Linked DNA regions of Mus musculus: region 1 is linked to region 2. The links are chromatin loops, found by intact Hi-C in ENCODE. Cell type or tissue: left cerebral cortex. All regions are shown on one strand. Links, peaks and the distances in the headings refer to the core of each region. The heading gives the core; the rest is flanking DNA. Region 1 overlaps Smyd3 (SET and MYND domain containing 3). Region 2 overlaps Efcab2 (EF-hand calcium binding domain 2).

The links. A loop is a pair of places that touch in the nucleus more often than their neighbours do. Peaks named below come from ENCODE experiments on the same cell type or tissue, not always from the same donor. Only the 100,000 strongest peaks of a DNase experiment are listed, where the experiment ranks them.
Region 1: it touches region 2 in a loop (5-fold over the local background); 2 of 42 quality-filtered maps call a loop at or near these places.

Annotation. Positions count from the first base shown.
Region 1 is chr1:179,133,773-179,149,948 of GRCm38, forward strand. The region is part of intron 5 of Smyd3 (SET and MYND domain containing 3); the gene reads right to left. Among named protein-coding and RNA genes, the nearest start is that of Gm31349, 190 kb to the right of the region's middle. In left cerebral cortex, for the core only: a CTCF peak has its summit at 8,603 (motif pointing left); DNase peaks (open chromatin) are centred at 8,591 and 10,426.
Region 2 is chr1:178,460,596-178,476,771 of GRCm38, forward strand. It overlaps Efcab2 (EF-hand calcium binding domain 2), which reads left to right. Exons shown (of 7, transcript NM_026626.3): 4 at 14,287-14,366; 5 at 15,090-15,132; 6 at 15,230-15,296. Among named protein-coding and RNA genes, the nearest start is that of Gm31289, 35 kb to the right of the region's middle. In left cerebral cortex, for the core only: CTCF peaks have their summits at 3,318 (motif pointing left) and 7,843 (motif pointing right); DNase peaks (open chromatin) are centred at 3,313 and 7,860.

The sequences.
Region 1 (16,176 bases), core at 4,564-12,563, 670 kb after region 2:
GTGGGGGTGGTGAGATGCATCCATTAGGTCACTCCTACCTTGGATGCCATGGCTTCTCGGGTGACTTTTAGAATTCACTCCTGTCTGAACATTTACAACACTTATGATGACTGTTTCCTCAACCCAAAGCACACAGCCCTCCCCGTTCCTTACCTCCAAGGCCTAGTTCAAATGCCTCCTCTGTGGCACAGTTTCCTCTGTACCCCACAGCACTTCCTGTCCCTCCCTTTGGTCCCCAGTTTCTATGTGCATTTCTTCATGTCCTTCTCTTCCTACACTAGACTGTGAGTCCCTTGAAGTCCCTATCCCAGCCCTTGGCACTACTGTTGGCAGGCAAACTGGGAGGCAGAGTAGCTTGTGCCAGTGTCTAATGTGCAACCAGACACAGAGCAGGCTTGCAATGAACAGCCAGGGGATAAACTGTCCAGGGAATGCTATGTGCGTGCTAGGTCAGACACAGTAAGAAGATACAATAGCAAGTGCTTTGCCATAGCTCTCTAAGTGTCTGCCCTTGTTCCTCAAAGGACAAAGGGAAAGACTCTCCACCTTCTACAGATGTTCAATCACAAATGGGGTTGGTTGGTTGGTTGGTTGGTTGGTTTTTCTAAGAGACTGACAGTTCAACTGAGCTGTGGAGGGGTCTGTGGGGCTCAAGGTGGTTTTTACTCTTTTTAATCTCCCTAAAAGTATTCAGAGCTTACTGTAGAAACAATAAAGAGAACAAAAACCAAACCCAAACCTCAAGTCCTACCATACTCTGCTGTAGGTTATAAAATCTCAATGGAAACAGATGCACACTAAGACATCTATGGCTTATCTGTCTTCCAACTCTAGATTTCAACATCATCCTACGTTTCCTCAGAGTGGTACTTCTCCTGAATTTGTTCGGCTTGCTTGTTTGCTTGCTTGGAAGTTTTTTAGTTAGAAAACTGGTAGGAGAGGCATCTTCCCTAGGTCTACATCCCTCTATTCCTACAGTCATGGGGACCTTGGGCACAGGTTTCTGAAGTGACTTAGTTACTGACACCAGTACTTAGAACTGTACTAAGGGAGTGTGCACGCCAAACCACAGCTGAGGAATCTATGATTCGAAGTCCATTATTCCACTTTATCCCCTGGGAGAGGACATGTCCTGCGGTCCAGATTTCTCACTAAGTTGACCTGCCTTGCCCTGGCAGAGGGAGAGGCCCTGAGCTGAGGAACTACAATGGTAGACAGAAGCCGGTAAGGGTCCTCGTGCACATTTCCCCTAGAACCTCGTGCTGACACCTTGAGTTTTAGTTCAGAAAAGCAAAGGCTGGATTCCTGGTCCACGAAACTGAAGGTGATAACTTATAGGCTTTAATAGCCACGGAGCTTGTAGAAATGTATTGTGGCAATAACCATATACTCGTTCATTTTCTTCTCATATAGGTGACTGCTGACTCTTTGGTATTTATAACTGTCCTTATCCAGACTAGACAGTGCTACTTCAAAGAAACTGTTAAGTTTATCTGATATAAACTGGGGCATGGCCATATGTTACATCAGAAACAAAAACAAAAAAACAAACAAAAACAAAAACAACAACAACAACAAAATTTGCCCGAATATCCAATGAGGAAAACTGAGCTAAAAAAGTGTGTCAAAAAGCCAAAGAGCAACTCTTCACAATTGATGGGTTTGGGCAGAGGTGTGGGGAGGGAAGGGCTCAGCTCTATTTAAGGGACATGCTACTAAGAATCTGACGATGTTCCAGCAAGTATACAGATATCACAAAAATGGACTCTCCCCTCCCCGTTTTAAAATTATTTTTTACTTCTTTTAGGGGCAAGCGGGAAGACATGGAACTGTGAAGGGATTAAGATCAGAGTGCATGACATGAAACTCCCAGAGCAGTAAAAATGTTAATATACAAAAAAATACACACATACCCATGTACACACACAGGCAGAGCTCGCGTGCATGCGCATGCACACACACACATACACACACACACACAGCGAATGAGCACCTGGCAGTCGGGTTTCTGACTAGGCGACTGTTAGAGGGCACATGGGCGGCTAGCTTCCTGGGGCGCATGTTTTTTCCCTGTCTGTCTTCTGCAATGGGCATTTTTTCCCCTGACATGTTTTGGAGCCAAGTGCTTGGAGCTTATTTCTTGTCACACAGTCACTCACCTCCCACATCTGAGTTACAAACATCTGCAGGCAGCTCTGGGCTTGTTTCAAAGGCAGGGAAGATCCTGGTCAGCAAGTCAAGTTTGCATCCTTGGCTGGGAATATGGATCCCTTAGTTGACCTGTCACCTCCCCTTACACCAGGTAGGTTAGAATAATGGGACGGCCTGTGAGGGTGAGTAGTAAAAACATGAAGACACTTTAAAAACTGGATGGGTGCATGCACTTAGAAAACTGAGGCAGGAGGATTGCTGTGTGTTTAAGGCTATCCTGGGCAACATAGTGCGTTTCTGACCAGCATCAACTATATAATGAAACCCTATCTCAAACAAAATAAAATTCTTAAAAAAAAAAAAACCCACTATAAAAGAAACACAGGTAAAATTGCTACTTTGAAAAATTAAATTATTAGAAAACATGAAGAAATGAAACAAAACAAAGCATTTATCTAAATGTTCCTAAGCCTCACTCATCAAACGCCCATGATGCTTGGTAACTAACGCATCACAGAAGGCTGGCTGCCTCTTTGAGAAGCTGCTGGAGGTCTCTGACAAGAGCTACCATTTCTTGGCCAGCAGTGCACTTTCAGCTTATGTAATCACATCTCATCTTAGCTGTGAATCAATAGCAGGAGGGACCATTTTCCCTGAGGAAATCCAAGATGCAAACTGGGGCAGGTCGAAGTGGGAGGTCTGCCTGTCAAGTGCTTCCTCCCAGCCTCTCAGCCATGCAAATGGTGTGTATGTGAACAATTCCAGTCCCTTCTGCAGAAGGTCAGCACCTTCAGTTCCAGGAAGGAAGTGGGGACTCAGGCAGCTGAATGATGGGACACAGGAGGAAGTCCAAGGTAAGGGCTGAGAAGAGAAGCCTTGCCCATCTAAGAACAATTGGAAGAGGCGGGGAGTGCCCAGCCACGCCCACATGTGCCTGCAAGCGCCCAGGCTTCCCTGGCAGCGCTCCACCAAAGGGTCATGCACAGGCACTAGCTGGCAAGGCCCGCCAGACCGAACGCTCCCCGAGCCTGTCTGTAAGGTCTGGCAACAAGAGCGTCTGCAGACAAGAAAATCCACAGCGTGGCATTCCTCCAGGGAAAATGTTGTGCTGGGCTGGAGCCAGGCCTGCAACACCTGTGAACAAGTAGATTCCAGAGTGAGGAGTCACGGGCTGGCCCCTCTGAGGCCAGGCTCAGCCGCCGTTTAAGTGACATCCATTCATCTCTCACCTGCCTTTGGGAAAGGCAAGAAGATCACTGACTCTCAGTCAAAAGCACGATGTGACCGACCTGGCTCCTAAGAGGACACAGCTCTTATATGTTATCCAGACACCTTGAAACAACCACAAGGACATACCACAACACCACCACTAGGTGGCTATCATTTAAAAATAAAAAATCAATTTGGTGAGGATGTGGAGAAATTGCAAAACCCATGCAATGGGGAGGAGCACACTGAGGAGCACGGGGAATGGCTCAGACACTATCAGAAACAGCCTGGATGCCACCAAACCACCAGCAAAAAATTCAAAACATCAGGGAGAGAATCATGTGAAAGTTATAAGGATGAAATTACTCAAGAACCCTAAGAGTGACTCTAAGACACAGGCATACTTCATTGGTATATGGGGGGTCTCAGTCACTGGTACCATACTTGCTTAGCCACAGGAAGCTCTAGGTGTCCATTCCAGCACCAATTTAAAAAGGAAGAAAAAAATCATTGAGGGTAGGGGGCTGGAGAGATGGCTCAGGGGTTAAGAGCACTGGCTGCTCTTCCAGAGGACCCAGGTTCAACTACCAATACCCACATGGCAGCTTACAACTGTAACTCCAGTCCCAGGGATCTAATAACTCTCCTGGCCTCCATGAGCACCGAGCATGCTTGTGGACACATACATACATGCAGACAAAACACCCATACACACAGCTCGCATTATCACTGAAGGCAAGAACCGGAGGCTCAACAGATCACAGACCCTAAGGGAACATCCACTCCTATTATTTCTAAATGAACATAGTAATTAAACAGGCCCAGATGGCATGTTGCTATACCCACACAGACCAGTGATCACTAAGCCACCATCAGAAAAGCTGCTTCTTGTATTAGGTAGTAATTAACACGGAGCCTCACAGTTGGTCAACTGTGGGGAAGAAGAGACTTTGAAGTGCTCTAATTGGAATATCTGCATCATACCCCTCCTCTCAAGGACCTATGTAGAAGGTGGGTCAGAAAGATTTTAAGAGGCAGAAGCGGATGACTTCAAAGGAAACGGCAGTTTCTAGACACAACAGGAGAGATGCGCACGTGAAGCCACAGAGACCGTGACAACATGCACAAGATCTGCACAAGCTCAGGCCAGACAAGATCCCAGCCCATCCGAGGGAAAGGAAGTGGGCATGAAGTCCTACCCAGAACCAGGACGATATCTGCAACTGATAGCTGCTGGTGAAGGGAAATCAGTTTTCTTCACTGAAGAGGGTTATCACCCACATCACAAAGAAGGCCCACACTTATGAGTGGGTGGCCAATACAAACTGGACTCCTAGGGTTTTGTTGTTTATTTGTTTTTTTCTAAGAGAAAAAGAACTTTAAGTTGAGTAGGTAGGGAAGTGGAGGGGGGGGGGCTGAGAAAAGTTGGGGGAAGAAAAAAACAAAACCAAAGTATATTGTATGAATATATTTTTGTCTCAAAGTCTCAAAGAATAAATAAGTAGTTGTCTTAGTGAGAGTTATGTTGCTGTGATGAAACACTGTGAACAAAAGCAAATTGGGGAGGAAAGGGTTTATGTGGCTTACAGTTCCTCATCACTGTTCTTCAATGAAGGAAGTCAGAACAGGAACTCAAGCAGGGCAGGAACTTGGAGGCAGGAGCTGATGCAGAAGCCATGGAGGGGAGCTGTTTACAGGCTTGCTCAGCCTGCTTTCTTATAGAATCAGGACCACCAGCCCCAGGATGGCACCACCCTCAATGGGTTGGGCCCACCCCCATCAATCACTAATTAAGAAAATGCCCTATGCAGTCTGATATTATGGAGGCATTGTCTCAATTGAGTCTCCCTCTTCTCTAACGACCATAGCTTGTGTCAAGTTGACATAAAACCAGCCATCACAATGACAAAGACCTATTTTAGGTACATGTCTACTGGCATCAATTTCGTAAGAAGCTCTTGTGGTCAGTAATACTAGTATCTTCGGCTTAAGGCTAGTGATTCTGAGAGATGCAGTGGTTAAGTCATTCATCCAGATCACAGACCAAATCGCAGATTTATACCCAGGAAGCTGGGACTCCAGAAGTAATAGATTTAACAAGGAAGCTGTAGCTGTGGGAAAATAGGAGGGACGCGAAGGAGAGAGTTAGCAGTTACAGGCTAAAGCACAGAATGAAGGAGTCAATGAAGCTAACATGGTCTTCAAAGTCAAGCAAACTGTACAGGGAACAGTAAAGAGCACAACGGGTCTTTTAGGTTCACCCAAATCTCTTATAGAGAAGCAATGAGGTAAAAAAAAAAAAAAAAAAAAAAAAAAAAAGCTGGGTCTGAGGCTATAAGATCTGATTTTAAAGCCTGACTTGATCACTAATTTTGCTTATTTCTCCATTCAGAGAGCATTTATTAACTCTGCAAGACACTAGGTAATGAGCCAGTGGGTTGTCCTAAAGGCCTGTGTCCTGATCCCTCTGCTCTTAAACGGGATTAACACTGCTACCTCAGAAGATAGGTGTGAAAGTCACAGGCAGAAGGTGCGACTGCTCCTGACTCCTAGTTGGCACTTCACAATTGCTGACTGAAGACATGTTCTTGCCTAATTCCTCAGAACAAGAATTCTTGATAATGATTAAGATACGTAAATCTTGGTATCTGCCCTGTCAATGGAGGCATTGTGACTGCCAGGCTGCAGACAGGCGTACACAAACAGTCGCTTAGTTCCTTATGCTCCACCCTGTTTCATACCCTCAAGCCAGGCAGATGGGACACCAATAAGTCAATTCTTTTCTATTCTTCCCAGAAGAAGAAGAGATGGAGTAGATAGGGAAGAAAAAGAAGAAAAAAAGAAAGGGAGGAAGGAAGAAGGGAGGGAGGGAGGGGGAGAGGAGGGAATAGAGGAAGAAAGGAAGAAAGAAGGGAGGGAGGGGAGAAGAGGGGAGGAAGAGGAAGTTGGGAAGGAAGGGGAAGGAGGGGAGGGGTGGGAAAGGAGAAAGGAAGAAAGAAGGTAGGTAGGGAAAGGGACAGAAGGGGAGGGGAGGGGAGAGGAGGGGAGGGAAGGAAGAGGGGAGGAGAGGGGAGGGAAGAAGGGAAAAAGAGGGGAGAGAAGGGGAGGGGAGGAGAGGGGAGAGGATGAAAGGGAAGGAAAGGGAAAGAAGGAAGGAAGGAAGGAAGGAAGGAAGGAAGGAAGGAAAAAGGGAGGGAGGAAGGAAGAAAGAAAGAGAGCAGATAAGAAATTTGGAAGCAGGAAGTGAAGACAAAGACTGAAGTCATTCTTGCCTAGCTCTCCCCCAGTGTCTGTGTGTCCCTGTGTGTGTGTGTGGTGGTGGTGTCAGGATTCTCACCTTCCATTTTTCCCTACTACATCCCAGAGGGTCCCACTCAAAGATGACATGAATATTCCCAAACTTTAAAGACCTTCTTGGGGGAGAGGGGGAAAGAGGTGTACCCCACCCTAAACAATAAACCATTTATTTATCAACACAGCCAAATTAAGGAATTTCATGTCTAGGCTATTCACTAACCAAGATAACAGAGATCTCAGGCACATTGCCTGAGAGTATCACGCTGATGGTTGATAAATCACTAAGTTTGTCTTGACAGGTAAACTGCAGGTCATCAAAGGGCGTGCTTGGTATCACATAGTATCAATGAGTGCTTCTTAAATCCTCTCACTGAGCTTGCAATACACAGAGAGCTGGGAAACGAGATGGTAGCATGCATACTGCACATAGCCGGGAGGTGCAGGCCACTGCTTCACTGCATCCTAGCCAAGAAGAGGTCAGTTTTCTGACTCCCTGTGATACTCGGCAACATATTCACAGCCCAGTCTGAGGAAAGAAAGGTCTAGTGTCCTGTTCATCTGACAGAGGGAACAGAGATGATGCCATGTGAGGCCGCCACAGAACCATTGTTAGGGTCGGGTCAGTTCCAAACACAGAATTCCAACTTATTCACCTGAACCTCTCTGGACTCAGCAGTGTGAGCTGAGCGACATCCCAAGAAGCACTGCTACAGAGGAAGCTTTCTGTCAATAGAAGATGAAATGCGCCAAGAAGAAAAAATAACACCAGGCAAGTCCCAACATGCCTGCCTACCCACAACTTTGGTTCCCATAAGAATCTACTCTTCTTGCCAACCCATCTTCAACCTTCCAGACTGGTTGTGTTTTGCAAGTTTCTCCCAGCTCTAGGTGCCATGGAAGAGGCAGTGTCCAACTTCGTTATTGGGACAAGGAGCTGGGGAGTTTTTAAATGTTAATCGCCCTTTCCCGAGTTGAAGAAGCATGCCTCTTTTGTATCATGATCCTGGCCCTGAAAGCTGCGGTTTGAAGACAGAAACGAGGATAAATCTCCACAGCGATGACTAATGCATTGCAAGGGGGGACTGAAAATGCCTTAAATGTCTTCCATGATCCCGCTTTTGAACTACCAATGAGAGTCAGGCAGAGGTCGCGTCTGCAGTTCTGTAATCTTTAGATCTGTAGATCCCCCTCCCCAATAACTAATATCCCCAGATCGGTCCTGCCTCTGCACTGGACGGCTCTCTTTCTAAGGAGCTGGCAGCAACTTAGCCCAGAGCGCTGTTATACAGGGAAGAGACCTGGCATCCTCTGCAACCCTATCTCCTTGCTTTAAAAGAAAAGATTTAGACAGTCTCTGGCAGCCCCCCTCCCCCATCCTGCTGTGGTTGTAGATGGTCCTGAGAAGATACCACGGGAGCTCTGTATGATATCTCCAACATCTCAAACATTCAGAAGCTAACCTGCAGAGAGAGTGTCTCTATCCTTTTGAGGACTGAATTTCTAAAGCATTAATGGGACAGCACTGAGTTCTCTACAAAATTAAGCAGGAAAAAGCTTGCTACATCAGGTGTGAAGAGAGATTCCAGTCTACTGGGCAGGAAGACCATGTTTTTGGAGTCTCCTCCCACCTGCTCCCACTGCAGGGTCCACACACAGACATCTTGGTGATGCACTTTGCAATGTGAGTGTGCTGTAGATTCAACAAAGAAAAATGAGGTGTGAAGAGAAGAGGAAGCTCATTGGTAGAGAAGACTGGTGGGTGGGCTTTAGAAGAAGACTGTAAAGGTCAAAGATATGTTGTCGAGTGAAGATATGTAGACACAAGGAGGTGCTGGGATAGATGGGCAAAACATACCAGTTCTCACTCCATTAGGCTTCAGGGCATCCCAACAGGATGCTCTTACCCACTCTCAGGAGCCACAGTGGGGCATCTAGTGTATCTATGCGACCACAGTGCCATCTAGTGGAGTGGTGGAATTATTATTTTTTAATGACCTCTTCAGAACCATACAGGATCAAACCCACATTGAAAAGACTCCAGGCACTAAGTTAGGGTGACAGAACGCTCTTATCAATAAACATGCTCACAGATCTTGATGTCTTATAGGTTACTTCTCAAGACAAGGGAGGCATAGCTACAGTCTGACTTCAACACCATTCCATAGTTACCCTTTTGTGTTGGCTCCTTATCGAGACATTCAGTGAAAAAAGTCATAAGACAATAACACAGGCTTAGCATACACGTGAGGTATAGCTATCTCAGATATAGTCACTAACTAGGTCCTAATATCCATTTTCTGCGGCTTTTTACCACCCACAATTTCCGCATGAAACTCCCCAATAAGAAATACGACGACAGTGTAAGCCAGGCGTGGTGGCGCACTCCTTTAATCCCAGTACTCAGGAGGCAGAGGCAGGCGGATTTCTGAGTTTGAGGCCATATAAAACATGGGTCCCAAATGTGTCATCAGTATTTCTGTGTCTTCTGTTACTGATTCTGGGGAGCAAAACAGGGTGGGGGGTGCTAAAGTTCATACTCTGTTTGGCTTAGGTCTGAACTGGAATCCAGAACCACAGACTTGTTAGTCTCATGCCTGTGTGTGAGATGGGTGTGGTGCGAGGATTTCATGAGACAAGGTATCCTATCAGCAGAGGGAATGCTACAAGTTCATTTCCTTTCTGCTGCCTTCTGAACAGATCTCTCAGAGAAGTAACAAGTCTCAATTTTTAGTTGAGCTGCCAGAGTTACATTCCTTGCTTCTAACTGAGAGAAGGGGAAACCCTTCTGAAATCCTGACTCTCAACCCATCCGCCAGCCCAGTTTCTACTTGAAAGTCAACCAGTTAATGAGTGAGGGGTGCGGATGGAGTCCTGCCAGCCACAGTACCAGGAGAGTTCATAACACATTTGACTTTAATTCATGTGTACTGTAATCCTGTGGGTTAAAGGACCGTAAATGTTGTTCTGGTTTTTCTTATACTTCAAAGGAAGCAATTTAATGGCCATGAATTATAGTCCCTCCATTACAGCGTAACTAAGAAACACAACTGTTTCTCGTAGGATTGCCAATCTGGCTCCTTCACTAAAGGAACTTCAAGGCAAGAATTTAAACAAAGTAACGCATTCGGGCTCTCGGGCTTCCTCATGCTGTGGGATGCTCTGCTCTCAGGAGCCCTGAGAATCAGAGGTCACCCTGAAGGCTATGTAAGGTTGAGGCCTGGTTGAGCTGTGGATGGGCCAACTGGTAAGATGTGTGGATCTGTGTGTGTGTGTGGGGGGAGGGGGGACCATAAGATACAGTGAAAGGAAATACTGTTTCCCTGGGAGGCCCACGCGGTACAGGTGCTACCAGAAACAAAACAAAAGCGATAATATCATTTATTTAATAAATAGAAGCCACAGCAACATAAATAAAGGCCAGGCGTGTTGGGGGTATAACTGCAACCCTAGCCTAGCACTCAGGAAACTGAGACAGGAGAACTCAGGGTTTGAGGCTAGTCTGGGCTGTATAGTAAAACCCTGTCAGAAAAGGAAAAGAAAGGGAGGGCTGGGGGGCGGGGAGGGGAGGAAAAAAGAGGGAGATGTTTAACAAATATAAACTCCTCCTATCTTTTTGTCAACTGATAGTCCAACAGAAAGACCATAAACTATTCTCATTGCCCCAAGAACCAAGATACACAGCACAGCTTTTCCTTACGGTAACCAAAACAGCTCTGGAGGCTGAGAAGCGGTCGGCATATGGTGGAGCAATTTCATCATCACGACCTGGACTTGATTTGCAATCCTAATTCCTCAGCTCACTCCCTGTCAAGATTTAGACAACTTCCTTAAGCTCTGGTTTGCTCATCTACAGGAGACAGCACTCCATCTCCATACAGAGGCTGCCACGGAAGCAAAGACAAGATAATGTGAACTCGAGGAGATGAATGCAGCCTTGGGGAGTTCCAGTCCTCCAGCATGCTGAAAGCCAGCAGTCACCAGGCCAGGCTGGAGGACAAAAGGAGGAGGCAGAGTCGAAAGGATATTACAAGGAAACAAAACAATACACCCTAATGGCCCGTTTACTTACTGCTAGTCCTTCTCAAACAGAAAACAATGAACACTGACTGCACAGGTGAAAGGATGTGTGGTGGAGGCCTGGCATACAAAGATGTTACATAGTTTATGAGTGTGTGTGTGTGTGTGTGTGTGTGTGTGAGAGAGAGAGAGAGAGAGAGAGAGAGAGAGAGAGAGAGAGAGAGACCGAGAAAGACCCGCCTTTCTCCCATAAATTGAGGAAATATGTACAGAAAGTGGGCTGTGATACACAAACCATGTATAATTCTGACTACTCTTAAGGTTATTTTCAAAAGAATCCATGGGTACAGTTGTGTGACAAAGTGCTTGTGGAACACACGGAAAGCCCTGGGTTCTTTTTATCCCTGGGAGAGTAAAACACAATAAACCAAAAGGAGACTGGATTCAGCCAAAGTCTTCCTGGTGCTTGCATTGAGCAACCTTTAAACAGATGACAAATGCCGAGCCCCATCTCTCGAACCCCGACCTCTCGCACAGCAAAACCCTGTCTTTTGACCCACTGAGCGCAGAAGTTGCACAGACAACAGAAGCCTGCCCGTCTCAGTAGCTCTCAGTGCAGACCACAGAACTGTGCTAGTTTTGCCAACATCCCTAATACAATGAACACGCAGGGCACAGCTATTGGTGATCTGACTGCGAACAAGATGAAGGAATGAGGGGTCTCTGAGACACAAAAGCAATAACACTGTGAAGTTCAAACGCAGAGAGAACTGCAGCTGGAGGAGGCCAGAGGTCACGAACGTGGTCCTTTCTTGATCTTGTTGTAACGTTTTTTGCTTTCCATCTTGCTTTCATAGTTACACTCTGCTCAGAGCAATCTCCTCTAAGGAACCAGAGCTGAGGAAGGACGTGATAGCCCCCATATACTAAAGAGAGTGTTAGTGTAGCTCCAGCAATGAAGGCCGAGACTCCCCAAGCCCCCCACCCCCACTCCTCTCTCCACTTCACAGGCTAGCTGAGCAGAATGCAGCCACCATTTCCCAAGACCACACTGCTCCTGCTCACTCTATAAACAGCAGGAGCTTAAAGGGCTTGTGGAGTTTTAGAAGTTCAAGGTGAGATGAGAAGATGGGGCCATGATTGCAGCTGTGATTCCAGCTACTGAGGAGACTTAAGGCCTGGCTGGGCCACTGAATGATATTACAGCCAGCCTGGGTAACATGGGGAGAGTGTTTAAAAAATTAAAACAGGCTCTCAATGGTGGAGAGTTTGGGTAGCAAGGGCAAGGATGAGTTTGGTTCCCAGAACCATGATCATCAAATAACAAACACAAAATGAAATTAAAACAAAACATACAACCTAAAAGTTCCCTGGAGGAAAAGGGTTTCCCATTCCCAGAATTACCCAGAACATCTGGGGCACATTCCATGGTCAGCCATGTTCTTGAGTGGCCAGCCTTCTGATGCCACCCGAGGAGGGAGTGAGAACTGAAAACTGGACAGAGCAGCAGTGGTCTGGGATGGAGGACACTCTGATTTGTCATAAATGTACACGCACACCAAAGAAGGAAGCTGGGCTTCAGTCATTTTGCTGAAGCCTGAACCCTAAACTCCAAGGATGGCCCCTGGAGCCAAAGTCAACGCGCCTATGTCCTATCAATGTACAGTGGTCGGATAATGGGAGTCAGAGAGGGGAATATGGACCCCCAAATCACACACACACAGGCATGTGCTGAGACAACATGTCGTTTGCTCCAGGGAGGGTATCTGAGCAGATGACCAAGTGTCACCTTCCTCAGGAAGAAAAAAATGGCACTGCCCTGGGTGGTATTTCTTCTGGACCCACCACAGCACAGGTACTAGAACAAATTAGCACAGAGAGAGAGTGAGACAGACCCCAAAGCCTACTGGGAGTCAGCAAGACCTGAGTGAGATTCAAGACTGAAACTTTAAACTAAAATAGGCTAATTTTAATAACCAGACTACGGTGGAAAAAAATCTGGATAGTTGACCAAAACTCAACGAGTTTCAAAGTAAGGGAAGGGAGTACATACAGATGGGAGCAATAAAGATCCTCCTACCTCCAAGATACCCAAAGATGTGCTCTGGGTTTCACCTAAAAGGGCAAGAAAGGGAGATAAACATTGAGGCAGGAGGAGGATGATAAGAAATATACCAGGGACCTAACCCCAAAAGAATCAGATTAAAATATAGGGACACTGATGAATAATCTATACAAGGAATTGATTTTATTTTTAAGAGTGTCTCTCTCCCCACACTCCCACTCAAGCAAACTGTAACCCAAAGGGTTAATTCTGTTTAGGCCAGCAGAGGGCAAATCCCACAGGACCTTCTCAGGTGCCACATTCTGAACTGATTAAAGATCATAGAGACTCGGGCTGCTGGTAGCGTGACTTTGGGCAAGTCATTAAGTCTCCTGGTTTCCTACTTCTGGCTGAACACCAAGGAAAACAAAGTTGCTGGGCAATGCCAGGGCCCCATGCAGGCCACGCACAGTGGATGTTGCCTGTAACTAACGTAGCAGAACTCACAGAAAAGCCACAGAAGTGAATAACCTTGCGCTGTGCAAGGAGACCATGTTCAAAGCGGTTTCACACAGTGTCCTTCTCAATGAGCACACAGCTCGGGGCGAAGTTATAAATACCCATGGGCTCCCATAATAGGGCAAACACCAGCATGCAAAGGCTTTACCGGTTTGCCTGTGTTGCTTTTGATGCTGAACAGGCTGAAACTAGAGATCATAATTATTCTATAGTTAAAGTGCACTTTCCACTTCTGGGAAGAGTCTAGGATCTCAATTTTAATGCATTTTAAAATAAACTATGAGATTTCACTTTTCTCGAAGTCATGGAAATATTTACGACTGCGTGCTTTTAATTGGCACTCTAGTTAATGCTGAAATGTGTTTATTATATGTGTCTATAAATACATGCACACATATATACACATATGAGGGTAATAAAGCAACAGATAATACTTGTTTATAAAGTGGAAAAAACTTTTAGATTTTAAGTTAGATTGAAGTTGGCAAGAGACTTAGGTCTTAGCCTCTTTGACCAGGTTTTACCAACTCTTTATTAAAAACCTTCCAACTCCTCCCTCCCCGCCCCCCCCCTCACACACACACACACACACACACACACACACTTGTGTGTGTATATGTGTTACAAGGCTCTCTGGAGACCATCAGTAAGGATCTGGTGGGGAGACTGAAGAAAGAGCAGTGGAGATGGCCCATGTGGCTCTTTTGGGATGTTTTGGTCCTTTTTCTGGATTCCTGAGAATTAGAATGATAGAATTAGTTTTCCTGTCCACTAAGGCAATGATCTGCCTGTGTAGACATAAAAAGGGACCTTTGAAGCATGATCTCTGTTCTTGTCCCATGCCACCCACCCCTGCACCCTAGCTCACCAGCAGGCCACACAGCAGAAGTGTCTCCACTCAGAGAGGGACTGCTCAACTCCAGCACAAAGTGCTCAAAGAGCAGAAGATGGCTTTTGTCCCTAGGCAAAAACATCTGCTAAAGCTAGCAGGCAGCCAGATCAACATGTCCCCAAGAGCCCGGTACTGAAGTCAGGGAGACTAAAATAAAGTCCATAAACTGTCTAGCCTCTTCATTTACTACTACTCTGATTTAATTCAAATAAGTGCTTGCAGGAGAAATCTGAGTGCATTTTTGGCAAGGAGTTAACTGAATTCTCTTTGCCTATTCACAGAATAAATAGAGTGATAGAGAAAGTCCAAATGGGGGCAAGAAAAGAAGGTGGGGGAAAGTAAAGGCCTCATCTTAAAATAGTTCTCAGATTTCACGAAATGTATCCACACTCAATGATTAGGAGGTTTAAAGTAATTCCTCTGAGATCTAGCTGTTGGACGGCATCTGACAGTGACTGTGCCACATCATTGGTAGGTCTTTGTGTCATCTACAGACATCAATGCTGAAGATTAGACATGGTGGGTTCAATAGGCTGAAGGGACAGTGACAATCCCCAAAGAAGAGCTGTGTTTGTCATGGTTTATCTGTGAGCCTAAAATACAAGATTAGAGGATGTCTCTCATTTGAAGGACATGTGACACGCCGAACTGATTTGGAAATGGCTAGTCCCCTGATGCCCAGATGTCATGGCATCTGAAGGATGTGGGACCTTTAAGAGCCAGTACAGTAAGAGGTAAATGCTGGACTTTCAGCATGGGTAGGTCTGGCAGGAGACAATTAGATCTTTTCTGAATGAGTAAGCCTGGCCTTGGCCTGTTCTTTCTTGCTTCCTTCCTCACGATCTCTTCCATGCATCAACACCAGGAGAGTTTAACCATCAAGGGTCATGCTAGAAGCCAGACAAAGGAGACTATCCTGATTTAGAATCTCAGCCTCCAAAAAATGGAAGTAGCCAAGCTTGTTGAAAGTACCTAGACTGGAGCGTTCTGTTCCAAGGCACATGCTTGAATCACGTGTCCAGAGGAGGACTAGGGAAGTCATCCCCAACACCCGCTTAGCCACACGTAATCCAGAGACAGCAACGTTAACCCCTGCATTTGGGATGGCAATCAGCACTGTAAAGACCAGGACAGATTTACAAAAGTAGAATCGCAAGTGTACGCCCACAGCAGCAGGAGAGGCTACATCTTCTCGTCTGCCTTGACCTGGGCCCCTCTCCCTTTATGATACAGAAATGAAGCTTAAGAATTTACCAGAGGCTAAGGATCAGGTTCAAGTACCTTCTGCCTCCCAACTGTAACTTCACGCTAATTCTACATTTTCTTTTACTATTCTGCTTTAGCTTTCACTTCTTTGAGTTTCAAAGCGCAATCGTGGAAATCTGTAGGTAGAGATTTAAAAAGCAATATAAGGAAGGGGACCAATCAAGAGGACCAGGCAGGCCATGGTTCATCTGGAGTGGGGAGCTCTCCTCAACAGGACCTGCACATAGGACCTGCCATGTGCCATAAAAGCAGCAGCAGTGTCAGAGCTTGAACTCCAAAGACTCTCCGTCCTTTCCTTGGCCGTGTGTTGCTTCCCACCCAGCTACATGGTTTTCAGTGGGGTCAATTCATACAGAGGTTACACAGCGAGCACAGAGCACAGAAATGCCAGTAGTCGGATGCCTCAGAGGACCCAGAGGAAGTCTGTGCACTTGTTTATTATCTGCTGGCATTTCTTCCTGCTGCTAGTCCCCCTTTATCTCACTCTACAAACTCAGCACCAAACCCCGCCCAGAGCTACCCTGATGCAGTTGGAACCTGCATGTTACCAGGAAATTCTTCTGATGCAGGTTCCAACTAAAACAGCAATTAAAATGACTGGCTATCAGCTGCTTGTTGGGTGACAGACCTAAGCCATTAACAAAAGGCCCAAACACTTCCCTAAGTTTTTATCTGTAATGATAAGCTAAAAAGACATCTCTATTTTGTTTCTGGAGCAAAAAGGCAAACAAGTCGGAGAGCCATCAGCACCATAGTGTGCTAGAAAGAAAAGTGCTGACAC
Region 2 (16,176 bases), core at 2,912-10,911:
TATATTATACATACATATATGTGTGATATGTATGTATCATACATGTCATATATATGATATGTATATATCATACATATCACACATATACATATCATCTATATATGCATGTACATAAATGCACATATGCATGTACATGTATATACTATATGTACATATATACATGTATATGATAACATACTATATTCATATACATATCAACTATATATACATACATATCTGTATATATTAAACAAATGCATGTATATATTAAACAAATGAATCAATGTTGAAGAATTTAAAAACTGATCTATTTCAGGAGATTTCTGATCTTCAGAAAGCAGAGAGCTGAGAAATTTAAAAGCTAGAGATGCAAATTTCATGCACATGAAAGAGAATTTAATTTTCAGATAAAAGTTTCAATGTTTTTACAGAATAATTGCGTGTTTATATATGTTTGTATATATATATATATATATATACACATATATATATATATACACACACACACACACACACATAATATGAAAGATCCTGACAGAATGTAAAAGGTCACAGAAGCCTGGAGATTGGCAAAATAGATTTCATTGTTAGCAGAACTAGCTTCACTGATTTAGAAAAAATAGAGGTGCACAATGCTCTGGCCACTCCTTGAACCCATGTGTGTGCCCACTGATGAAGCCCATTGCCAGGTGTTTGTGATATTGGTTGCTGGGATAGAGTCAGAAAATCTCCCCAGCAACCACAGCCGGGGCCAATCCGGAGTTGCTACACCTGCACTAGACTCTTTCCTTGTACCCCTCCCATACCCATTTCTTGAGAATAGACATTGTTTAGATCTGGAAATCCCCTACTCCCCACTTCTTCTCTCCCCCCTGAGGGCCTATAAAAACTGGGACCCCTTTCCCCTTGTGGTCAACTCCTCTACCCCTGTGTGGGATATGAGTCGTCCCCAGAGCTCTGGCTTTCCCCGAATAAAGCTTCATGTGGTTTGCATCAAGCTTGGTCTCTCGTGAGTTCTTGGGTGTCCGCTATTATCCCCGAGGCCAGAGCGAGGGGCTCCTCTCGGAGTCTTTCAATATATACATATCATATTTATTAGAATAACTTTCAGCTGGGCTATGGTCTAGCTAATCCAACAATGACTGCCTATGAATGGAACATCCAAGAATCCAGTAGGTCCAGTCCATCAGGCTGGATGTCTCAGTTGGTCTTTCAGTCTATGCCAGAATCCCAAAGAAGTGGGCTCTAATGCCAGCAATGGAATGGACTTGCTAGCAAGGTTGAGAGCAAGCAGGCAAAAAGAGAGCTTCCTTCTCCCATGTCCCTTATGTTTGCTGCCCAGCAGAACATGTGGTCCACATAAAAGTAGGTCTTCCCACCTCAAAAGATGTGGATTAAAGTTCTAGCTTCCTAAATCAAAGATCCAGATTAAAAGTGTATCTTCCCAGTTCAAATGATTACAAAAAACAAACAACAACAAAAAACTCATCACAGATGTGCCCAGCCATTTGGGTTTTAGTTAATTCTGGGTATAGTCAAGTTGATAATCAAGAATAGCATCGTACTTCAGTTTTTGGTTTTCTCGTAGCTTCTGTGATTAAACAGCTTCACATGGTTTCCATTACTTGGGCCAGAGAGAGCTGGCTGGCACATCAGCCTGTAGACGTTAATCAGCGCAGGTTTGTGTACCCAGTGATCTAGTGAACCTCCCTGAAATGGAAACTTAAGCATTCTTTGAGAAGTCAGTTGGATGGTGTTTTGCTGGGACAAACATGTGAGGGAATGTTTAGCTGAAGTGGACACAGGTGAAAGGCTAAGGCAGACTTGTGAAGGAACATTTAGCTGAAGCAGACACATGAGAAAGAGTGTTTTGGTAAAGCAAGCATGTGAAAGGACACGTGATGAAGGATTCTTTGATAATGACGTGCATGTATTGGTCTGCCTTACATTGTATAGTTGAGCTACATTTGTCAGGACTCCATAGAGAGAAATGAGCCAAAAAACTTCTGGTGGTGTGCTGCAGTTTCTTGCTGCTTTTGTGGACTTGGGCTGATTAGCAGAGTGATGTCAGCTGAGACAGACACGCATGCTGAGGTCACGTGATGTTTGGAGGGCATACATAGGACTCGACAGACAGTGATGGAGGCAGAGCTAGGCTTGTTTATAGAACTAGTATGCAATGCTTGTGGATCTCTCATCTTCGAGTGAGATATAGCCAAGAACTTCTGGCATTCCTGCTGGTCCCTCCTGCTGCTGACTTGTGCCAAGGTTGAGGCCTGGCTGTCTCTGCTGTGTAGTGCTACTCTTCTGATTCATGTTTGCTATCCCAACTCTACCGAACTGGACTGCCGATGTATCCCTGAGGTGTTTGCGAGTGGATCAAGCTGCCACTGCTAACTTGTGAACTGAACTGATTTCCAGACAACACAGATGGAAGTTGCTCCAAAGAACCTTTCTAAATAGGTCTATTTTCCCTGTATCCTTTCTTTCCCACTACCTCTGGTGGGTGGTGGGCTAAAATGGAAGTTAAAGCATTTAAAGTAGGTGCTTCAGGGCTGGAGAGATGGCTCAGTGATTAAGAGCACTGACTTCTCTTCCAGAGGTCCTGCGTTCAATTCCCAGCAACCACATAGTGGCTCATAACCATCTCTAAATGGGATCCAATGCCCTCTTCTGGTGTGTCTGAAGACAGCTACAGTGTACTCATATAAATAAAAATAAATAAATCTTTTTTTTTTAAAACTAGGCACTTCAAAAAATTAAAGTTACACTTCCCTGACAAGGAGAGCATCTTGGAGCTGAGCGCTGCTTAGGCTGTTTTCAGCAGCATGTCCCTGATGTCCCTGATGCCCTGAGTGGACAGTATGTTGTTCCTCTACCATCTTCCAAGGGACATAATCTGGCTCATGCATATCTGTCCCAGTCAGTCCATGCTAAGGAGAAAATGGACCTTTCTGTTTCATGTGCTGTTTAGTTATCAGTTATTTATTCCAGGTCCCTGAGAACCACCCTGGTAGCAAGTCTTTCCCACTTGGGTTCCTTGCCAGAGGGGAGGGCCCTGTGTCATGGGAAGCACCTGAGGCAATATTACTTCCCCAGTCTTGTATTTTAGCCCTCTGTTCACCATGACACTTGCCTCCTAGTCACACTAGCTGGTTTCATTTCTCCCTTCAGCATGCACTTACTTTCTTCCCCTGCTAGGCCCAGTGCCTCCCCAGCTGGGTTATGCTGGAGTTTAACTCAATTTCTCAGTCTACCTTGTAGGAGAGATGTGGCAGTTCCCAAGGGGTGCCTGTTGCCCAGGGTGAGTCTTCTGCAGCACGACAGTGCCACCTACTGTTAGAAAGGGATGGGTGCACGCCTAGAGCCTCCAGAGAATTTGCCTAGTCAGCATCATGAAAGGGGCCTGCAGCTTGGTTTCTCTAACATGGCCACATGCCAGGCCTTTGCAGCCAGGACTCTGGCCATAAGAACCTGTTTTGCCAGATGATGTAAATGCCTCTTTAACTGTTGCATTTTCTATTTCAGGGATGCTAAACTGGAGTGCATGTGCCTTTCCACAGCCTGGTTTTGTTGTTGTTGTTGTTGTTTGTTGTTTGTTGTTTGTTTTTGAAGCCTTGGCTAAGGATGGTCTATAAGTTACTTTTCTTCTTGTCGTGACAAAATACCTAACAATAACAGCCTGAGGAAGGACAGGCTCATTTGGTGCACAGTTGGAGTCCATCGTGGAAGGGGATGAAGGTGGCAGGAACATGTGACAGCTGGTCACATTACCCCCAGCCTCCTTGTCCCTTTGATGCCGCCCACCCTTAGGGTGGGTCTTCCTTCTTTGATTAACCCTTTCTGGAAGCACTCTGATAGACACACCCACAGGGGCGTTTCCAAGATGATTTCTAATATTTGGTTATGAGCTGTTAACTGCTGAACTATCACCTGTCTTCCAGTGTGATTCTTAATACAAGCAAGTTGACTTTGATGATTAAGCATCAGTGATGGTTTAATGTTTTTAAAATGTCCTAAAAAATAAAGATATGCATCAAAAATTTTGTATATCCAACAGTACTAAGTTATTTATTACCCCTCTTCATGGAATTATACCACTTCTGTTTAATTGATGTATGACAGAGTCTGCCTTTTACTCTAAGAGGCAAGTGCTTCTTTATAGGCTGCCAGGGAGCCATGTGGCCTTAACATCTAGCAACTGCTTAACAAAACCCCAGTTTCTCCTTCTCCCACAGGCCTCAGTACCACTTGTAAATGCTGCTGCTTTATAACATTGTTCTTCCCTTCTTGTCAGGATGCTGACATGTCGGTTCCTGCAAGAATGATCCTCTCTATAGCATGTTCTCAGTTACCTCTCATAAAAATTTTATCACTGGACTTCCAGAGACAGATAATCTGTGTCCACAGCACTACATCCCACTTTGGCCTATAAAGCAACGAGTCAGCCTTACTTAGAAGGCCATCTCACTGCCCGTATCCTTTATGTCCCTTTGGATGTCATGTGTGGTCCTGTGGATACTCTAAGAAGCTAACACTAAGCTATAGACATTCAAGAGACTTGGTGGGACTGCCAGAGCCAGAGGAGGTGGGAGAATGTCAGCATGCAGTAGAGCTTGTCTGGTGATATTTCTTAGAAACAGAGGTTAAATAGAAAAACATTTTCACAGGAGCCATTTGTGGTGGTTTGAATGAGAATGGCCCAATAGGCTCATTTATTTGAATGTCTGGTTCTCAGTTGATAGACTATTTAGGAAGGTTAGGAGGTATGTCCTTGTTGGAGAAGGTATGTCATAGGGGCATGGAGGTGAGTTTTGAAACCTGTGCTAGATCCAGTTTCTCTCCCTGCCTGCAACTTGGGATCAGATGTGAGCTCTTAGCTAGTGCTCCAGCTCCATGCCTCCTGCCTGCCGCTGTTCCCCACCATGAGGATCATGGACTAACCCTATGGAACTGTAAGCAAGCCTCCAATTAAATGCTTCTTTTCTAAGTTTCTTGGTCAAGGTGTCTCCTCGTAGCAATAGAATAGTAACTATGACAGTATTGCTGTTACCCAGAGGAGCTGTGATGGGAACTGGGTGTCAAATGTGCAGAACACCATGATCAGGAGTCAGCCATGCTTAGTTTTTGTTTCTAAGCTCAGTTGGCCTTACATTCTGGATTTTAGGATTAGGTTAAAGTACATCTACTTAGGAATACAGGGAAGGCTGTGCCATCACCAAGGAGAACCACAGGAGAGTGAGCAGAAGCTGTTCAGCACGTGTTAAAGATGCGCCAGTGATGACTTGGGTCAGGCTTTTTCCAGAATCCTGATCTTGGATAAAATGATGGCATCATAGCAGGGGTTGTAATACTGATGGTCCTCAGTGCAGCCATGTCCTTAGTAAAACCCTCTAGTGTGGGTGCTTAGCCTCTGCATGTGCTACACAGTTGTCAGGAGGGGTTTCTGGGAACTGCTCTTTCCCCTCTAGACTCTGTATTATTTCTCATTTCTTTCATATTTGACACATTCTTTGATAACTTCTTAGAAAGGAGGTAATATTTTTGAGACTTCTTTATTTTTTAATTTTTTTATTGCTGGGGATAGAATTTTGTTAAGAGTTTGGGGCTAGGCTTGGTGGTACAGGCCTGTAATTCTAGTTAATCAGGAGGCTGAGGCAGAAGGATTTCAAGTTTAAGGCTGCATGGATCACAGAGTGAATTTAGAGTCTCAAAAAATTATAAGAACTAAAACCAAAAAGGGCTGAGGGTATAGTCCAGAATGAAGTACTTGCCAATACACCTGAAGCTTTAGGTTTAGTCCTTAGTACTGCAAACCATCCAGCCAGCCAGCCAGCCAGCCAGCCAGCCAGCCAACCAAACATCAATACACAGCAAGCACTGTGTGTTGTTAGACTCCTGGTGATGCTGTTGAGATAGTCTGGATCCATCCTTTGTATGTGATTTCCTTCCTTCCTTCCTTCCTTCCTTCCTTCCTTCCTTCCTTCCTTCCTTCCTTCCTTCCTTCCTTCCTTTTTCTTTTTAGATTTGTTATTATATGTAAGTATACTATAGCTGTCTTCTCATTACAGATGGTTGTGAGCCACCATGTGGTTGCTGGGATTTGAACTCAGGACCTTTGGAAGAGCAGTCAGTGCTCTTAACCACTGAGCCATCTCTCCAGTCCCAGTGATTTCTTAATTAAAAGTTCCTGTCTGGAGGAGAGGACTGCTTTTCTTCTCTTTGTCTTTAGAAATTGAAATTTCATAATGGTTTGTCTGGATGTAGATGCACTTTCATTTGTATTAAGGACCTGGTGGCCTTCAAACCAGTGACTTACATCCCTTTGCTGCAGAAAAAGGCCTTGCAGCTATGGCGTTGATTTTTATGTACCTGTTTTCCTTCTTGTTATCTCTTAGAATTCTTCAGGTCATTTGTGTGCTTCCAGACTGTTCCATCTCTGTCTTCTCTCTGCAGCCTTCCTAGCTTACTCTTGTAATGTTTTTACTGAGTTTCTTGCTTCTGATGGCATGGGTTTCCAGGCACTTGTTTTGTTCTTGGATTCATGTTCTTCTTTCCTGTCTCCCAGAGTTCTCTGTGTAGGATCCTTTTTCTTCATGTTGATCTCTACGTCTGTTTTGGTTGTTTATTTTGTGAGAAGATTTTCTTGAATGTTAATGAACTAATGAGATCATAGCTCAAACATAGTTCTAGTCAACTTTTTAAAATTGAGAATAGACTTTTTTATGCAATATATTCTGATATGGTTTTCTGTCCCCCAATTCTTCCCAGATCACCACCTCCCCTCCTATTCAAAACTCACACCCTTTCTCTCTTAGAAAACTAACAGGCTTATACAATGAAAAATAAAGTAAAATAAAATAAACAAACAGAAGAAAAACACCCAAAGAAAAAGCACAAGAAACATTTATAGATGCAGAGATACACATGCTCAACACACAGGAATCCCAAACCCACAGAACTGGGAAACCATAATATATACACAAAAGACTTGTCAGGTAAGTGGAAGGCAGGCAGGCAGGCCCTAACAAAGCACTATGAGACAAAGAATGTCCAGAGATGCCCTTGAGTTTGCTTGTGTTGTACTGCTGGGCACGGGGCCTGGCCTTAAGAGTGGTCCATTTCCCCAGACTCTAGCATCATACAAACAGAACGAAGCAACAGTAAACAGCGAGGCAAGGCCACACTTCCGAAGAAGCAGGTTTGTGTGGTTAGTGAGGTGTACTCACGCCTGGAGCTTCTACACGGAGCCCTCTAAGAAAGGTCTCATTGCACAGCATAGGAGCAGAAGGGTTTGTATTCTGGGTAGTGTTACTGTTATCATCAACTCTCAGGGTTCACAAAGCAGTCATATCCTATCTCATAAAACTCACACTGCTTCATCAGGTAGACATTAAACAACTCACAGTGAGTCAAATAAGATAGATCTTAATTGTTCTTGTTATAGAAAAAAACGGAAATCAGCGAGGTGATAAATATGCTAATTACCTGAGTTGTAGTAATAATTTCACTTTATATGGATATTAAAGCATCTATTTGTATTTTACTCTATATGTATAATTTCACTCTATATGTATATTAAAGTATTCATTAAATATGTATAATTTTAGTTTGTCAATCTTGCCTCAATAAAATATCTAAAGAATTTAAAGCAATAGGAATGCAGGTGAAAATTCTTTTATTATCTTTGCAACTTTCTGTTAAAAACTATACTAAAATAAAATTAATTATTTGAATATAAAATCATTTATAATAAAATAGTTCTTGTCACTCATGAAACATTCCATGAATGTCGTATTTAGAATAGTCATGTTTTAAATGTCATTGCTTACCTACATTTAGAGAAATATAGATATGGCCTCTAGAGGGCAGTGTCGAGTCATGGAAAGAATTTTAGATTTTCAAAATGGACTAAGAAACATTTAAAATGGACTGAAAAATTGTGTGCATGTGCTTATGTGCATGTATATATGTGTGGTGTGTTTGGGCATGCACATGTATGCCATGGTGGACATATGAAGGTCAGAGGACAACTTTGTGGAGTCTGTTCCTTTCTCTCTACCTTTCCTGGGGTTTTGGGACTGAACTCCAGTTACCAGCCTTTTGCAGTAAATGTTGTCGCCCTCAGAGTCCCTTATCAGCCCTTTTCTTACTTTTAAATTGTAAAGTGCACGCGCGCGTGTACGTGTGTGTGTGTGTGTGTGTGTGTGTGCATGCATGTGTGTGTGTGTGTGCGTTTGTGCGTATGTGTGTGTGCTTGTCTGTGTGTGTATGTATAATCCTTTCTCTTTAAACTGAAGAAGATTTATGTTAGACATGATGGCAAAAACTTATAATATCAACCTAGAGATGCTTGGGCAGGAGGATTAAGAGTTTTAAGGCAAGCCTAGGTAACATAGCAGGACTCTATCTAAAAAAGAAAAGAAAAGAAAAACTTTATACCTGCTTTTGCTATTCTGATTGTTTAGAGCTTGTCTCTAACATTCACCACTAATGTGGTGATTTGAATAAGAATGGTCCTAATAGTTTCATATATATGAAAGTTTAGTTACTAGGGAGTGGAACTGTTTGAAAGGATTTGAAGGATTTGAAGGAGGTGTGGTCTTGGAGACAGTATGTCATTGAAGGTGACATGCCAAGCCCAGAGAGTGTGTGTGTGCTCTCTCCTCTCTCCCTCCCTCTCTTCTTCCCTTCCCTTCTCTCTCCCCCTCCCCCTCCCCCTCCCTGTGGATCATGTTGTAGCTTAGCTACTTCTCCGGTATTTGCCTATATATTGCCATGCTCTCCACTATGATGATAATGGACTAACCTCTGAAACTGTAAGCAAGTCTCAATTAAATGCTTTCTTTTGTAAGAGTTTCCATCTCTTCACAGCAATAGAACAATAAGACAGTTTAAAAAACTTTAAAAAAAAATCTCAAAAATCATCTGTAGAGTTTTAACCTTAATGTTCTCATCACCGAGGGCTTGTTAGTGATGAGAGACCCAGGGAGGTGCATAAGGAACATATTATATGTCATTTGTCAGCTCTAATATAATTCAGATGGAGTTACAGAACTGCACTTTGGAATACTAAAGTTAGTAGGTTGATGAAGCTCTGTTGTAAGATAAAGGATTTGATTTTGTAAAGGTAGCTGTCGTCTGTTCTAGAGCTGTTTAGGGGACATAGAAGGATTAGCGGACATGAAAACAATTGTCCTACTCTGGAACAATTTCTGAAGGAATAAGAAGGGAAAATCAAGCTGTTAATTTTAATATTTTCACTGTGTGCTAGTGAGATGCTTGATCCTGAGTCCTATCCTTCCACATGGTGGAAAGAGGGAACTGACTCCTGCAAATTGTCCTCTGACCTCCTTATTCCGTGGCACAAGTATGCCCACACTCACACATATACATGATAAATAAATGTAAACAAATTATTGCTCTATAAATGATCTTCTGGGACAGACTCTTTTTATTTGTTTGAGATTATAATTACATCATTTCCCCTTCTTTCCTCTCTCTAAAGTTTAGAGTCTTAAACACTTCATGTACCCAACCCTTTCTCTCTAAGTTTATGACCTCTTTGTCTTTAATTGTTGTTACATACATATGCTTTCCTAAATATATAAATACAGTGCATATGATGTTACTGGCATGCATGTTTCAGGCCTGACCACCTGACCATGTGGTATTGGGTAAGCAGTTAGCATGTTCTTCCCTGGATGCCCATTTCTCCCATTTTCAGCATCTCTCAGTTACCTGTGTATGTGAGAAAATAGAACTTTCTTCAAACAGTACATTTTGATTATGATTTGTGGTTCCCTGATTCCTCTCAGATCCTCTGCACCCCCCCCCCCTTTTACCTCATTTGGCACTCCTTTCTTTCTCTCTTTCCTTAGAAAACAAATGGGCATCTAAAAATTATAATAAAAACAAAAAACAATCAGAAATTGTAATATATATATATATATATATATATATATATATATATATATATATATATATGACCTGTAAGGTTAAAAAAAAAAGAAACTTCCCAAAATGCCATTGAGTTCGTTTTGTGTTGGCCATCTACTGCTGGGCATGGAGCCCATCCTTAAGAGAGGTTTGTATCTCCAGTGAGACTCCATTGAACAAAACTCATTTTTCATTTGTGAGTGGTTATCAGTTAGAGATGTGTATAAGTTAGGGATGGGTGCTGTGTCCACTTCCCCTCTCAGCACAAGACCCCATCTGGCTTAGATCCACACAGGCCCTGTGCAACTGCCGTAGTCTCTGAGTTCATATGTGTGTCAGCCCTGCTGTGTTTAGAGGGCCTTGTTGCCTTGGTGGCCTCCATCTCCTCTGGCTCATACACTCCTCCTGCCTCCTTTTTAGCAGAGTTCCCTGAGCCCTGAAGAGAGAGATTTGATGGAGACATTCCACTTAGGACTGCGTGTTCCAAGGTCTCTCACTGTCTGCACATTGTCTAGTTGTGGTTCTCTGTTTGTTCCTATCTACTCCAGAAGGGTGCTTCTCTAACGATGGTTGAGCAAGGCACTGATCTGTGAGGGTGGCAGAATGTCATTAGGTGCCTGTAGTGCTTTGTCTAGGGTTGAGGCTTCTTCAACTTTGTCTCTTCCATGTTAGCATATCTGTTGGTGTTGTCCTTGCTCAGGTCATGTGTAGGCAGCCATGTTGGTGAAACTTCATGAGTATAGTGTCTCTGAAGTTTCTAGGAGACACAAGAGATTGACTTTTACAAAGTCTGCTCCAAGGATTAAACCACAGAGTCCATAAACACTCTACCATTGAGCTGCACCTGTGCCAGATATTTAATTTTTAAGTTTCTGTGTGTTGGGTTTTCAGACTATTGCCCAAGTACAACACAGCTGCATTAACATGAATTGTCAAACTGCTCACCTCAGCCCTTAGAGGGTTCTAAAGAAATTGTTCACATACTGATGGTGTCTTAGTCAGGGTTTCTATTCCTGCACAAACATCATGACCAAGAAGCAAGTTGGGGAGGAAAGGGTTTATTCGGCTTACACTTCCATACTGCTGTTCATCACCAAGGAAGCCAGGACTGGAACTCAAGCAGGTCAGGAAGCAGGAGCTGATGCAGAGGCCATGGAGGGATGTTCTTTACTGGCTTGCCTCCCCTGGCTTGCTCAGCCTGCTCTCTTATGGAACCCAAGACTACCAGCCCAGAGATGGTCCCACCCACAAAGGGCCTTTCCCCCTTGATCACTAATTGAGAAAATGCCTTAGAGTTGGATCTCATGGAGGCATTTCCTCAACTGAAGCTCCTTTCTCTGTGATAACCCCAGCTGTGTCAAGTTGACACAAAACTAGCCAGTACAATTGACCCCTTGTCAACTTGACACACAAACACATCACTAGTAAGCCTCAACCCTTAATTTCTTATTCACCCCCAAGATCTAAACAACATTAAAAGTCCCACAGTCTTTAATATTAAAAGTCAATCCCTTTAAAATGTCCAATATCTTCTAAAATCCAAAGTCTTTTTACAATTAAAAGTCTCTTAACTGTGGGCTCCACTAAAACAGTTTCTTCCTTCAAGAGGGAAAATATCAGGGCACAGTCACAATCAAAAGCAAAAGTCAATCTCCAACCGTCCAATGTCTGGGATCCAACTCACGATCTTCTGGGCTCCTCCAAGGGCTTGGGTCACTTCTCCAGCCATGCCCTTTGTAGCACACGCGTCATCCTCTAGGCTCCAGATGCCTGTAATCCACTGCTGCTGCTGCTCTTGGTGGTCATCTCATGGTACTGGCATCTCCAAAACACTGCATGACCCCTTCAGTCCTGGGCCATCAATTGCAACTGAGGCTGCACTTTCACCAATGGCCTTCCATGGCCTCTCACAGTGCCAAGCCTCAGCTGCTCTGCTCAACTCCTTCATGCCTTCAAAACCAGTACCACCTGGGTGACCCTTACACATTACCAAGTCCAGCCACAGCACAATGTACAACTTTGGCTATATCTGGAACACAGCCACTGTGCTCTCAGAAAACACTTCCCAGAAAATGTCACCTCAATGATGCTGGTCTCTTCTTAATCACCGCTAATTTCTTAGCTCCAGCTAACCAGCATCAATAGTCCCAGTAATGCAAAGTTTTTGCTTTAGTAGTTCTGGTATCTTGTTAATCACAGCTGATTCTTCAGCCCCAGCTAACCAGAACTACAGAATCTTCACAATCAAAACAGGAATGGCCCTGAAAAGAGTCTTTAATTTTCCCTCTGAAATTTCACAAGCCAGGCCTCCATCTTCTGCACTGTTCTCAACATTATCTTCCAAGCTCCTACAAAACATCTGACAGAGCTCTTAACAACGAATGGATCTTCAAGCCCAAAATTCCAAAGTCCTTCCACAGACCTCCCCAAAACATGGTCAGGTTGTCACAGGAATACCCCACTCTGCTGGTACCAGTTTGTCTTAGTCAGGGTTTCTATTCCTGCACAAACATCATGACCAAGAAGCAAGTTGGGGAGGAAAGGGTTTATTCGGCTTACACTTCCATACTGCTGTTCATCACCAAGGAAGCCAGGACTGGAACTCAAGCAGGTCAGGAAGCAGGAGCTGATGCAGAGGCCATGGAGGGATGTTCTTTACTGGCTTGCCTCCCCTGGCTTGCTCAGCCTGCTCTCTTATGGAACCCAAGACTACCAGCCCAGAGATGGTCCCACCCACAAAGGGCCTTTCCCCCTTGATCACTAATTGAGAAAATGCCTTAGAGTTGGATCTCATGGAGGCATTTCCTCAACTGAAGCTCCTTTCTCTGTGATAACCCCAGCTGTGTCAAGTTGACACAAAACTAGCCAGTACAGATGGGTACAGAAATTATGAAACATGATGTCTCTAGATAGGTTTGACTCTCTGATCCTGGAGTCTGAAGACTCTACTCATATGAGGTATGACTCTTAATATGAACATTAAAAAGAGTTGTCATTTGAATGGCAGGGCTTCCCACTTAATAGCAACTTATAGATTTATTTTTTGTTGAATCAATAAATCTCCTTAAAGCTCATCTGTTGAATTGGGATCTATGAGCCTTTTAATAGCATTTTTGAAAGAGAGTGCAAAATTTATAGCTCCTTATAAATTGCCTGACACGGAAGTTTAGGTCAATAGAGCTTTGTTAGTCAGTCTGTCATAGTTGAACTGCAGGTGAAAAGACCTGTTTCCTTCTCATCCTACAATGCTGGATACCAAAATCTCTCATTTTTAGATTCGTATTCTCTTACCTTAGAGTGGGCAGAACAAAGTTCTATTACTCAGGTAAGCACTTTATAAGTATAAGAATGATTTGAGATGTAGGTTGGTCCTTGAGATGTTGATTGGCAATCATTTGATCTTAGTCACTATTCTTCATTTCAAAGAAAAACAGTCAGAATTGGGGGTCATCCTAGACTTCTGTACCCCCTTATCCATAACATGTGACTGTAGTCAGCCCTGTCAAGTCTTCTCAAAGGTCTCCTGGATATAACATCTACTGCCCTCATGGCCTTCACTCCTGTCTGCACAATCTTTCTATATCTGAAGAAGCTGCCTCACCCACAACAGTGTTCTTTCCAATACACACCCACCCATGAGACTGTCAGTGATTTTACATTGTTCTCGGGATAACAGGGAATGGAAATCTTGTAAATGATAAGGCCTTGTCACTCTTCAGCATCACCTTGAAGAACTGAGCCTGTTGGAATCTGTACTCCAGCCTTAGTCTTCTTGTCCTTGAAAACCAGAGCAAACAGCACTTTCTTCAGTGACTTCCCTGATGCCCAGACCAGAGAAGTTTCCTGTGTTGTGTGCTCCTCTAGACCCACACTCCTTCTCCGCATGTTTGTACATATCCAGAATTAGACATTCAAGCCAGGGATGGTGGTTCAGGTCTGACATGCCACCATTTGTGGGGCTGCAGGAGGATCACTGCAAGTTTTAGGTCATCCTAAAAAGACAGGGTCTTTCCCTCAGTGAAACAGATTGGATACTTGGTATTGTTTGCTGTGTGTACATGCATGCACATGCCAGAGGTTAACTGTAAGTGATAATCCACTGTGCAATTACACACCTTGTTTTTAATGTGGGCGCCCGGGATTGAGTTCAGGTGCCCCTGGTTGCATGGCAAGCACAGCGCTATCCTCAGCTGCTAGTGCTGTGGTATTTTGAATTATATGTGTCTCTCCTAGCAAAAACAAGTGCCATGAGCACGATGCATGCCCCGAACCTCCTCATCAAATTCAACATTTGGCTCAGGGTTTGAAAAAAAAGTAGTTGCTTAATATATTTGTTGAGTGAATAAATGACTATTTTTAACTGTTTAGATAGAGGAAGAAGAACCCACTGGCTACATTCGATTTGAAAAATTTATTCCAGTGATGACCAGAGCCCTTGTAGAAAGAAGGTAAGGAAGGAAATCCAATTTTAAGGCAAATAATGACCAGAATGACACTAATGTGAAAACATTCTACTTGGCCAGACGCGCTGCCTCATGCCTGTGACTCTAGCACTTATGGGGATGAAGCAGGAGGATGGCAGCAAATTTCAGGATAGCCTTAGTTACATAGTCCAAGCCAGCCTGGACTACAGAATAAGATCCTGTTTCAAAAGAAAGCACTTGGATTTGCAGCTTTTATTCACCCAGCATGTGTCTCAGGTGGCTTCCTCTAGCCTTTCAGTGTACTTAAGGCTGGGTTAGGGATAAGCTTAGAAATACCAACCATGCTAGTATTTATTGATCTTAGCAAGGCATAATTACATAGCAAAGGAGCTACATAAAAGAACAACATTTAATTGTGAATTATCATTTTAAGATAAAAATTAACACCAGTTACTTTTCTAGTGTAAGTATAGCATTGGCTCACACACCACAGTTGATTGAGTGTAGAGGTTTTGGCTCTAAACAAGTTTCTTTTTATATCAATAAAATATTGCTAGTAGGTAATATCAAACATTCCTGGGGAGTAGGTACTGCTGACTTTCATATCCAGAAATCCAAAGAAATGTCATTGGGGGAAGTGCCATTAGCCTAAGATATTAGTAGCTTTTGTTTTGTTTTATGCAGTCATTTATCATAGAGACTGAGATAAATATGCTGATATTAACTGACTTTATTGTAAAATTACAGATACAGACCAGCTGCTGAAGATATCCTTTTGCGAGCTTTCGAGGTGGGTGAGCTCTACATTATTCATGTATATGTGATAAATTAATTCATCATATAGGATTTATTCAACAAGGACAATAAATGCTATCCACTTTCCTCAGGTTTTGGATCCAGCTAAACGCGGGTTTCTCACTAAGGATGAACTTGTCAAGTACATGACTGAGGAAGGTAGGAGGGCTTTATCTCTTTCTGCTTCTTCTTTCTTTTTTTTTTTAAAGATTTATTTTATTTATATGAGTACACTGTAGCTGTCCTTGGATGTACCAGAAGTGGGCAACGAGGGCTTTATCTCTTGTAAGGGTAATTTATGCAAAGATCAATACGTTTTAAAGATGCTTATTTTTTAAATCTCTTGTTTCTCTCTTTTTCTCTCTCTGTGTTATATGTGTGTGCATGTGTGTGCATGTGTGTGTCTCTCTCTGTGCATGTGCATGTGTGTGTGTGTCTGTGCATCTGGCCCCCTGTAGCTGGAGTTACATGGTAACTGAACTCAGGTTCACTGCAAGAGCATGGCGCCTTAATTGCTGAGCCATCTCTTCAGCCTCAATAAGTTTTTAACAATTATGCAAAATTTATAGGAAATGGTACTTCAAAAACAATTGTTTGGTTACATAGTTATTTATTATTTCTATTATTTTGGTTTAGTATTTGATTTTGAATAATAGAAGTATAATGATTACTTGCATAAATTGTGCTTACTTTATTTACTTAAAATATTTCCTGAATAAAAGATAAGCAGCTTAAAGAACATGAACTGTCAATCATAAACCAATGCCTTTTTAAATAGAAGATTTGAGTTAAAGTGTATAATTTTTTTTTTTTTTGGTTTTTCGAGACAGGGTTTCTCTGTGTAGCCCTGGCTGTCCTAGAACTCACTCTGTAGACCAGGCTGGCCTCGAACTCAGAAATCTGCTTGCCTCTGCCTCCCAAGTGCTGGGATTAAAGGCATGGACCACCACTGCCTGGCAAAAATTTCTTTTAAAAACCCTTTTTAGGTGGTAAGGTTGAAACAATATAGCCTAAATTGGATGTGAATTCACACAAAAGC